2 separate regions of the Homo sapiens genome follow, and region 1 is linked to region 2. The links are chromatin contacts, found by Hi-C or POLR2A ChIA-PET in ENCODE. All regions are on one chromosome and are shown on one strand. The core of a region is the stretch at or near the end of the contact, and the rest is flanking DNA. Distances in the headings are between cores, read along the strand shown.

The links. Hi-C counts contacts between places; a loop is a spot of excess contacts on that map. ChIA-PET counts read pairs that join two places held with the same protein, here RNA polymerase II (POLR2A). Pooled maps may share reads with other maps.
Region 1: a loop to region 2 is called in a map of naive thymus-derived CD4-positive, alpha-beta T cell, with 2.3 times the contacts of the local background. The contact joins the enhancer-like site here to the promoter of LINC00574 in region 2. A Hi-C loop is called at or near these places in 4 of 168 maps with a recorded cell type or tissue (B cell, CD8-positive, alpha-beta T cell, dorsolateral prefrontal cortex and 1 more), 4 of 37 single-sample maps with no recorded cell type and 8 of 50 pooled maps. POLR2A ChIA-PET finds 5 or more read pairs at or near these places in 1 of 52 experiments (OCI-LY7).

Annotation. Positions count from the first base shown.
Region 1 is chr6:169,952,334-169,958,100 of GRCh38, reverse strand. LOC107986674 (a long non-coding RNA gene) reads right to left here. Exons shown (of 5, transcript XR_001744483.2): 5 at 2,829-5,767. Among named protein-coding and RNA genes, the nearest start is that of LINC00242, 160 kb to the right of the region's middle. Within about 2 kb of position 2,245, at least 2 of the 41 ENCODE cell types and tissues checked have a DNase peak (open chromatin) inside an H3K27ac peak, as active enhancers do.
Region 2 is chr6:169,786,058-169,791,746 of GRCh38, reverse strand. It overlaps LINC00574 (long intergenic non-protein coding RNA 574), which reads right to left and starts at 1,674. Exons shown (of 3, transcript NR_026780.1): 1 at 1,331-1,674. It overlaps LINC00242 (long intergenic non-protein coding RNA 242), which reads left to right. Exons shown (of 2, transcript NR_026781.1): 2 at 629-2,957.

The sequences.
Region 1 (5,767 bases), core at 996-3,495, 170 kb before region 2:
ATCTGTGACATTTTTTTCTTTCTGGAAAACTATCTCAACGAATAATCTCAAGCCTCTCACTGCCCCCAAGTTCCACCAAAAACAAAACCACTTTCAACCACTGAGGAGCCAACCTGAGCCGGCCATTGCATCTGTGGCGGCCTCCCTGGGGAGGGGCAGTGGCAGCCGGGAGGGTGCAGGATCGGGCTGGCGAAATAATCTCAGGGGAGGGCCGTAGGGTGCAGGGAGGACCGGAGGGTGCAGTGAGGACCGTGCTGGCAGAATGATCTTGGGGGAGGTGCAGAGGCGCCACGGGGATGTGCCGGCTCAGCCAGCCAAGGGCAAGGAGGCTCAGGGGGGTGAAAAGGAAGGAAGGAGGCCTCAGGCAGGGAGGCCCGTGTCCAGGTGCTGCGCCAGGACCCACCGCAGGCTCAGGCCGCAGAGGCACGGGACCCCGAGGGCCATGGTGAGAGAAGTAGGCACTCAGACCCCACCACAAGGGACACGGGGCCCAGGAGGGCCGTGTCTCATTCCCCAGCCACTGACCACAGTGCCTGGGTGCAGCCTCCAGCCCAGGCTGCCCTTCGCTTTCTCCCAAAGGTGCCACCTGCCCAGGCCTGCTTCTCCCGTGAGACATCAGGACCCGCGATGGCTCAGCGACTACTGTGAGAAGCAGCAGAGCCCAGAGGCGAACCAGCAGCCACAAACCCAGGTCCCATGGCCCTCAGATGCAGACCCCAGCCCCCAACCATAACCCTCTCAGATGCAGGGTCTAGCCCCCCACCACAACCCTCTCAGATACAGGGCCCAGCCCCCCACCACACCCCCTCAGATGCAGGGCTGCAGCCCCCCACCACACCCCCTCAAATGCAGGGCCCAGCCACCCACCACACCCCCTCAGATGCAGGGCCCAGTCCCCCACCAGAACCCTCTCAGATGCAGGCCCCAGCCCCCCACCACACCCCCTCAGATGCAGGGCCCAGCCCCCCACCACACCCCCTCAGATGCAGGGCCCAGCCCCCCACCACACCCCCTCAGATGCAGGCCCCAGCCCCCCACCAGAACCCCCTCAGATGCAGGCCCCAGCCCCCCACCACACGCCCTCAGATGCAGGCCCCAGCCCCCCACCACACCCCCTCAGATGCAAGGTCCCATAACTCCCTAGACACGGGCCCCAGCCCCCTATTCCCCCCCAGACATGGGGACCCCAGCCCCAGAAGGTGCCTGTTCAAAGGGAGCTCCGGGGTCCCGCTGGGCACCTGGGTGTGCTCCTGGACGCTGCCTCTGGGCACCACAGGGAAGGTGTTGAGGATGGACAATGCATGGGGCCAGTGGTCCAAGAGGAAGGACCCGTCCACTGGGGCCCAGGGCAGGTGCCAGGCTCAAGCGCAGAAGGCCTCTGATCCCAAGGAGGCAGCGCCGGCACTTTTGGAAATGGAGCAACATTTGGAATGCTTTAGGACTTTCTGTCCAGTAGGATTTGAGAGCAACTTTTAGTAGAATGAAAAAGAAGAGAGTGTTGTGAGGCGCTGCCTTGTAGCTTCCCGGCCGTCTGCCTGTTGAGTCTGTGTTCTCGAGTTCAGGATGAGATTTTCTCAAAGGCGGCACATGCAGCTGTAGCTACTTAGCGTCCTGATTTCAGACGAAGAAAATGCAGGGACGACTGAAAACACAAAACGGATACCACATTTGAATTCGGTGGCATGACCTGCAAAAGCGGACCCCAGCGTCCCCTCCTGCCGGAAGCAACTGAACACAGGTGAAGTGGGCGTGGCTCAGCAAGGCCTGGCTGGTAGGGTCGGCTGAGGCCGGAGGTCAGCAGCCCTGTTGGTTGCTGGCTGGGTATGGGTGCCTTGAGGAGGTTGCCATTAGCTCTGGGTGATGCTGGTGGGGCTTCAGAGACCCTGGTCCGCTGCTGAGTGAGGTCCGGACCCTCAGGACAGCCAAATTTGTTTCCATCCTGCATCAACACTTGCCACCCAAAACTCTGCTCTTGTGTCCTCAGCCCCAGCCCACCCAATCCTGAGGGCTGAGGTGGCCCTCCCCTCCACGCCCCCTCACCTGAAAGCCTCCTTGGGGCCTTGGCAGCAGCAGCCAGCTCTGTGGGAGGGAAAAGGAGGCTTGTCCAAGTGAAAGCCAAACACACAGCCACCCCCCCTTCACCCAAGTTCCCTGTGAATTTGCGTCTTTCTGCAAAACTCTACCCAAATCGTGTATGTGGAGCAAGACTACTGCCGGCCCCTCCCTCCCTCACCCTGGAGGCTGCAGTTCACGTTAGCACAGTGAACACTCTTCCGTGATTGCACTAAAGAAACTTGCTTGTCGTTTTTAACCCAGCACTTCCCAAACTTACTCGCATGGAGCTCTTTTCTTGCAAAACGCGTATTAACATTTGGTGGAACACTTGTACTCCTGAAAGCACAGCAGCGGCAATTCTCGTCTATAAATGGTTTTGAATTTAACAAATGCCATTCAACGAGGTTTTTCTTAACAGATTTATTGAGATATACTTTAAATGCATACAATTCTGTGTTTTTAACATACGAAAAGAAATCAAGCTGTTATTAGCAGTTACTTCCTGCTTCCTCTTCTCTCCTCCCCTGGCAACCCTAATCCACTTTTATTTCTACAGGTTTTCACTTTCTGTACATTTCACATAAACAGAACAATGCAACATTGGTCTTTTGTGGCTCTTTCACTTAATTTTTTCAGGTTCATGCATGTAGCATGTGTTTGTAATTCATTCTTTCTTTTCCTTTTTTAAATAATTCATAGATTCACACATCATTTCTTTGTAATGGCTGAATAATATTCCATTGCGTGTGTTTGTGTGTGCATTTGTGTTTTTGTATTTTTGTGTGTTTTATGTGTTTGTGTCTTTGTATTTTTATGTGTTTTTTTTGTTTTTTGTTTGTGTGTGTGTATGTATGTTTGTATGTTTGTGTTTGTATGTTTGTGTGTATGTGTTTGTGTGTGTGTGTTTGTGTTTTTGTATTTTTGTGTATGTTGGGTGTGTTTGTGTTTGTGTGTGTGTGTGTCCCACCTTATGTCCTTTCATCAGTTGATGGGCATTTGGGTAGTTTCCATTTTGGGCTATTTTGAATAGTTCCCTATGACATTCTTTGTTTTAGTATGTGCTCTTCTTAGACACAGAGCCAATAGGATGCATGTACAGAGAGAAAGATAAGAAGGGGATTTTTTAGCGGAATTAGCTCATGCAATTTTGGAGGCTGAGAAGTCCCATGACAGGTCATCTGCAAGCTGGAGAACCAGGGAAGCTGGTAGAGTGGTTCAGTCCAAGTCTGAAGTCTTCAGAATCAAGAAAGCTGATGGTGTAACTCTCAATCTGACACCAAAGGCTCAAGAGCCCAGGGGGTCACTGTGTTAAGTCCCAGAGTCCAAAGGTCAGAGAACCAGGGGTTCTGACATCCAGGGCAAGAGAAGAAGGGGTCCCAGCTCCCCAAGAGAAAACAAGAATTCAGTCTTCCTCTACCTTTGTTCCATCCAGGCCTTTAGCCCAGATCATTGAGGGCAGATCAATGCAGGTGGACCTTCCCCACTCAGTCCAACAACTCACACCTCAGTCTCCCCCAGAAACACCCTCACAGACATACCTTGGACAGATCAATCATTCTAATCAAATGCCAATCTTCCTAGGTTTCTCTTTTGGCAGAAGAGGGATGGGCTCAGTGCCTCCTGGAGTACTGAGGATGATCAATGGCCTCCCAGCTACCTGGGCATCTCTTGATCCAGTCAGGTTGACACTTATAATCAACCATCACAAGTCCACCCCTTGTCAACTTGGCACCCACATGCATCTCCTTAAACCATATTTAATCTCTTAAAAAGATAATGACAAGGTCATAGTTCCACCTAGCATGATACAATTCGTACAATAAAAACACACTAATTCCTTCCCCAGAGGAGGAAGTGAAGTCCTTGAGTGACATTTACTCCTCTCCTGTAACTTAAACACTATGGTGTAAAATTAACAATACTTAAATACTGATGCAAACTCAATACATCTCATATGATAAAGGAGTAAGATAGAAAAGAAGAAAAATTTGCCTAATATATGTATATTTACATGCAAACATATTCGTAGCAACACAGGGAGAAAACACTCATGGCAGTGGCAGCCTTTGATTCTGTAACTGGTCCCGTGGGTGTAGCTGGTGCTCCTAATGACCTTCTACCACCTGCTGTGTTCTGTTTGCCTGCAGCAAGACCTCAGCTGGTTGCCGTGCTGTACCTGGCAGGGTGACCCAAACCTTCATACCTGAAAGGCCTGGGACATTCATAGCCTGCCTGGATTGGGTTGTGGTCATTTCCCATTGACCAGAATCACAGGCATGGTAACACCAAGAGATGCCCTAGAGGATCTCCTATTTCTCCCTTGTGAAGGAGTAGGCCAATTTCTTCTTGGTATCAGGTCAGACAGCCAACACTTTGACTCCCTTCTTAGCATGACTCTGAGGCATGAGAAGCCCAAAGTGGTCAGATAGCATCTTAACTTCCAGTTCAGTTGAATTATTGTTGTATCTCCTGGTGGTAGCATTTCTCCCTATGGAAGGAAGACCTCTAGGCCAGCAGAGCATAAAGTTGGAAATAGGAAGTAATAACTCCTCTAGCAGGTCACTAGGGGTGATGGATGGTGAGTGGTGGTCAGAAGCAGTGCTGTATGGAGTATCATGAAAGGCCAGAGAACCTGGAGTTCTGACATCCAAGGGCAGAAGAGAGAGCAAGAATTCGCCCTTCCTGGCTCAGTGCCTACCAAATCATTGAAAATAATTCTTTGCCAACCATCTGGGTATTCCTAATCCATTAAAGTTGACACCCAAATCATCTCATTCCTGTACATGTTTTTGTGTGGAAATATGTTTTCATTTCTCTTAGATGTTCACTTAGGATTGCTGGGTCAAGTGATAACTATGTGTTTAACGTCCAAAGAACTGCCAGATATTTTCCAAAGTGGCTGCACCGGTTTACATTTCCATCAGCAAGGAGGGCTCCAATTTCCCAACATCCTTGCCAAGACTTGTTATTGTCTGTCTTTTTAAATACAGCCATTCTGATGTGTGTGAGGTGGTATCTCATTGTGGCTTTGATGTACATTTCCCTAATGACTAATGATGCGGAGTATCTTTTCATGTACTTATTGTCCACTTCCATATCTTCTTTGGAGAAAATGCCACTCAAATCCTTTGCCCATTTTGTAATTGGGGATTTTGTTTTTCTTATTGAATTGTAAGAGTTCTTAATATATTCTAGATACATGTCTCTCATCAGATCTATGATTTGCAAATATTTTCTCCCATTGCGTATGTTGTCTTTTTACTTCTTTGATGTCATCTATTGAAGCAAAAAAGTTTTTCATTTTGGTGAAATCCAATTTACCTATATTTTTTCTTTTGGTGTTTAAGAATGCATTGCCTAATCTAAGGTCTTGAATAGTTATTGCTATGTTTCCCTCAAGGGCTTTATGGTTTTAGCTGTCACATTAGAATGTTAATTAATTTTGAGTTAATGTTTGTGCATAGCGTTAGGTAAGCATCCAGCTTCATACTTTGGCATGTGGATGTCCAGTTGTCCCCAGCACCATTTATTGAAAGACTGTTCTTTTCCCTACTGAATTATCTTGGTGTATCAAAGACCAATTGAACAAAGGATATATTTCTGGAATCACAGTTCTATTCTATTCATCTATGTCTATCTTTGTGCCAATACAAGTACTTAGTACTGTAGCTTTGTAGTAAGTTGAAATCAGCACATGTGAGTCCTCTAATTT
Region 2 (5,689 bases), core at 425-2,924:
CAATGGCCCTGCCCTGCACTGCCAGTGACAGACCTGTCACTTTCTCACTGATCCTTCATTTTCCTATGAAATGGGGCTAATATTGCCTCTTTCTAAGGTTGCTATTAGGATTAATTTTTGAGATAATAGACACTGAGATAACAAACCTGCCAAGTGTTACATCGATGTGATTATCCTGAGATTGAGAGGAAATGTCAGTGAGGCACTAGGTGGTGGCATGGCCGTGAGTGGGAGAAAGAGGGTGGATGTTCCAGATGTCCCTGGATCTCTACCAAAGAGAAGATGCAGCGAAAGGACAGCCGTGTTCCTGGTGTCTCCTTTTCCCCTCAGGACAATGAATTACGGGTTTTCTGTGCCTTAGTTTTCTTCCTTTCAAATGCAGTTAATAATACTGTCTCTCAGGGGGTATTCACAGACGTGAACAATTAATGATCGCAAAGTGCTTTGAAAATAAATGAGCTTACTCATAATGGTGGTGTTTGATATTTATAATAATAAGCCTGTGCTGCTGGCTTCGCGAACTATATTCATTGGTACAGAGCTTAGTTTTATGACTGGCTTTTTCAATATTTTAACATAAAATCCTCTTATTTTAAAGTAATCAAATGACCTTCCTGCATTCCTCCAGAGTCTTATTCGGAAAAACTTAAGATTTGATCATAGATCTATTTTAAGAAGTGCCAAGTTAACTGACATCGATGCCATCGTATCTGGAGTCCCTAGGAAATCCAGGGGGGGACAATGAACCGTAGGAAGACTCGGACTCGGGTCTGCCTGTAGCACTCGGAGCCTGCAAGGCAACACAGTTATTGAGTTCTATTAAAATTACTTGGTGTGGCTATAAACCAAACCACACCCCTGTAGCCAATGCGAAGAGCTTCCCGTAAAAGCCGTGCGGTGGGAAGGCCTCTCGCTGTCTCCTCTGCGCGGCAGGCAGACATGGACGACACCGAGGCGTGAATTCAGCCTGCACCTCCTAAAGATGAGCTGTTGAGGGCGATGGCCACAGCAAGTCCGCACCAAGTGCTCTTTAAACATGAGTGTTTCTTTAAACAAAGAACCTTCCCGGCATTGAGGTCTGATTAATGATGCCCCGGCACCTCCTCCCTCACTCAGGGATCACTTCCCTGCGGCGCGTTCCCAGACGCAGGCTTCCCTCACGGAGGCGGGAAGATTTCAGGCGCTGTCTGTTCTTGTCTTTTGTCAGCACGGACAAGGATGGAGACCCCACTGGTCAGGCGAGCCCCGCGGTCCCTGTTCCTCACTTCACCACCTGGGGAAGCCTGATCCCCATCGATTCGCAAAGGAACAAGGAAAGAACACGTTTTACCTGGATGGATGGTCCCCCTCACGGTGGCCTTGGAACCCGCTTCAGCGGGAGAGGCAGCGCCTCACTCACGGCTCCCCCTGGCCGCTGCTTTACCAGGGAGCGCCACCCCGTGCCCCGCCAGAGGAAGTGCAGGCGCCAGCACAGCACGGGCCGAAAGCCACACTGTGGGACCCGCAGCGCAGCTCCAAGAAATCCAAAGTCCATTCACAAGAGGAGCTTCTCCGCCAAATCGTTGAAAAATAAAACGAGAAATGAGTCGCCACCGGTATCCGCTTTAGTCAGCCGTACGAAAACGCAACCCGGTCAGCTGCACTTCTGCTGCCAGCCCTCCTCCAGTCAAGCACCGGCCTCGAGAAGGGCAAAGGGCAGGTAGGAGTTCCGACGCATGCGGCCACGGGGCGGAGTCACAGTTCAGAGGCCTCAGCTGAACCTGAAGTTATCCTAAGCTCGAGCCCCAGAGTGAGGACTCGGGGTCAGGCATCCGATTCCCCATCAGCTCCTTTACTAAAGCTGTGCAGAGAATCCGAGGCTATGAGTGGGGGTGGGGGAAAGATGTACAGGATGCTTTGGTTTCACTCCTGAGATACGAGAACGTCCTCTGAACACACATGCAGATAGCTGGACTTCTAGACAGAGGAAATCCAAATCGTTTCTTTCCTCCCAGCATAAGGGAACGGTCCGGTAAGAGCTGGTGTTTATCGATGCTACGTGCCAGAATGGGGCTGAGCACGGCGCCTCACTGTATCCTAACGTCTAATGAGGCAGGGAATGTCACTGTCACACTCTGCAGACGAGGAAGCCATGCTGTCAGCAGGTACACATCTTGCCACAAAACCAGTAACCTGTGGCACTGAGATCGCACACCGGTCGTCCACTGCCAAGTCCGTGGCCTCCTTCTCTGGGGTTTGCCTGCCTCTTGATGGCGGCCATGCCTCTGTCCTCTCGCAGGGGCTGGCTCTTCCAGTGGTCACTACTTTTTGGTTGCAAGCAGCAGAGATTCCCTGGAGGGCTTGTTGAAAGCACTCACATCAACGGAGCCTCAGAAAGGGAGCTGAGGCCATGCACGGCCCTGCAGTTTCTCCTCAGGCTTTGGTTTGCATCCCTGGCCTGACTTTCCCTCAACAAGTCCTGCTATCTCCACAAGGCGGCCAGCCCAGCCCTGTCCTCACCTTCCAGCCCCAGCTGAGCAGCCCCTCCCCACATCATCTTCAGCTGCTGCCCAGGCTCCGCAGAGCAGGTGTCCACCGCCCATCCAGCCATTGTGTTTAGAGGGCAGAGCGACCTGCCGGGACCTTGACAACACCTGGCCCCACCCACACGTCCTGCAATATTCACTGAGGAATGCACAGCAGCACATATGTGCCTCATGTGTCCTGCTGTGATGCAGCGAGTGGCACACAGCATTATTGTGTCAATCATGTGTCTTGATGTGATGCACTGGTTCAGACAGTATCATGGATGCAGTGTTTCTTTAAAACTGTCAAATTTGAGGAAACAATCTAACAAAAGCCAATTGATGAACATTCTGTAAAGGTGACATAAATACTTCAAAAATGTCTCTGACACAGAAAGAAAAAAAACAAAAAGGGAGCTATTCCAGATTTTAAAAATAAAAGATATAGTAACTAAAAGCAGTTGTGGTGCTTGGATAAAAACAAACAACAGGTATAAATGAAGGTATAAACGATATTATTATACACACTGGGAAAAATTTTATATGGACCATGTATTAGATAATGGTGCTGTGTTATTGTTAAATTTCCTCCATTTGATAACTGAAGGGGAATGATTTTGTTCTCAATAGATGAATGCTCAAGTATTTGGGGGCAAAACATCACATCACAATGACTAACTTTCAAAATGGTTCAGTCAAAAGAATGATATATGTGTACTTAAAAGGGGAAAATAAGTGTGGCAAAATGCCAACGATAGTTGAACTGTCATGTGGGAATCCATTGGACTATTCTAGAAACATTTCTGTAGCTTTAAAATTATTTAAAACAAATGTTGTGGGGAAAAGAACCCACATTTAAGGTAGTAAAAATATTCAGGACACACAAAGAGGGGGTGCAAACAGGTAAAAGGACAGGGTTTCTGACCTCAGAGAGCTTCCTGAAGCTGCGCACATGCCTGTCAGGAAGGCAGTGGAATGAGCAGAGATTCGAGGGGCAGGTCATGTCTCTACTGAGTGGAGCAGAGGATAAGGTCTCTGCAAACAGTGAATTTTAAGCCATTTGTTTAGTCTACATTACAGTGAATCCAAGTAAGAGTTTGGAAAGCCAGTCACATCAGACTATCTTCACTTTGTTTAATGATAGAGACAGGCAGGGATGGGGAACGGATGTCCCAAATGGATTCTCAGCCACATGCTTGGAGCCCCAGAGGAGCGAGCACGGGAGACAGCAGCAAGGACATGGAACAGGCCAGGCTGTTCCATCACTTAATTTAAAAAGGGACGTGGCTTCTGTTCACTCAGGAAAAGGTCGGGGGCAGGGCAGGTGCCAGATGTACCAAGGTGATGCTTTCTTCTAATATTGTTCAGAACATGTCTTCATGTCTCATCAAAACAACTTACGGAAGCAGGAGAACATTCATCCTGTAGCTAAATTCCACGTCCATGCATTCAGAAGGCCCACGCACAATTACCTTTACTCTCCAATATGGCCTGTCAGATGAACACTTGTGAATTTGGACCAACATTTGCTGTTGCTCTTTGAAAATAATTGTTTTCATCATTGCTTTTGAAGGAACACAAATTTAGCTAATTTTCCATTTCTCCCTTGCCTCCAGTAATTCTGGTCTGCTCACGGTATTCAGCCAGCCAGCAGAGACAGAAAATAAAGGCCAGGCACAGTGGCTCATGCCTGTAATCCCAGCACTTTGGGAGGCCAAGGTGGGTGGATCACTTGAGGCAGAAGTTCAAGACCAACCTGACCAACATGGTGAAACCCCATCTCTACTAAAAATACAAAATTAGCTGGGCATGGTGGCACATGCCTGTAATCCCAGCTACTTGGGAGGCTGAGGCAGGAGAATCGCTTGAACCTGGGAGGCAGAGGTTGCAGTGAGTCGAGATCGCACCACTGCACTCTAGCCTGGGCAACAAGAGCAAAACTCCGTCTCAAAAACCAAACAAACAAACAAAAACAAAAACGGAGAGAAAGAAAGGAAGAAAAGAAAAAGCATGGGAGCACAGGAGTTAGAGACTGGAGTGAGATATGATTGTGTCACTGCACCTCAGCCTAGGTGATGAAGGGGAGGGGAGGGGAGGGGAAGAGAAAGGAAAAGAGAGAGAGAAAGAGAAAGAGAGGAAGGAGAGGAAGAGAGGAAGAAGGAGAGAAAGAAGGAGAGGAAGAAGGAGAGAAAGAAGGAGAGGAAGAAGGAGAGGAAGGAAGGGGAAGAAAGAAGAAAAAGGGCAAAAAGAAAAGAGCAAGCATGCAGGAGAATTTGAAGCAGCTTTGCCATCGAGTTCTTGGGTCCCCCGAGCCATGCTACACCGTGGACCACCAGCCAGCAGAAATCCGTTCTTGTTACACCTGTGACCCCTGCTAGCAAGATGGTCAATGTGGCCGGATCCCTCCGGAAGGTGAGAACAGAAGACATTTGCCTCTTAAGGGTTAAACTCTAAGTTAATTCAATTGTGAACAGAGATATGTAACACTGTTTAAGGAAAAACAACCAATTGTAGCCATTTATGATGTGACTGTAACTGGGATGGACATATACTGCAGTTGACCAAGGAAGTGTTCATCAGAAGCAGGATGGGCAACAGGGGAAAGAATACCAAGGGAAGGTCAGGCAGCCCAGCAGCATGGCTGCCCACGCACCTGCAGGGAACAGAGCCGCCACTCAAGACAGCAGAGCCTCCCTGGGACACAAGGCCCTGGCCCAGGAGCCTGAGCATCTGCTACTTCAGATGTGGTCTCTTTATTGGAACAAATAGATATAGTCCCGGATCTCTGGTCTGCAGCCACTGATCTGGCAGATGATTTTTCTCTATACCTACGGATATGGGTTGGGGTTTTGTATCCTGCAAACTCACGTCCAGAAGCTGTCTTGTTCTCATCTGGCAGGGACAGCAGCAGCCTTGGTGGGCATGCATCAGGGCTGTGCTACCTCTCCAGTTCCTCCACACAACCTAGAGCTCAGGGCTGCCGGCTATCTTGCCATTCCACAGGATGCCACCATGGAGCATCACATTAATGATGTGGACAGGAAACAAGACACCCCACTGTTTTGGTGACATTATGACCACCTGGGGTGGGACGTAACTCTCATAAGAATGCACAGGGCTGCTGCTCTGAAGTTTCCAGGGCCTGTGATCTAGGAAGGTGTGGATGCACTCCGCGAGGGGGAGGA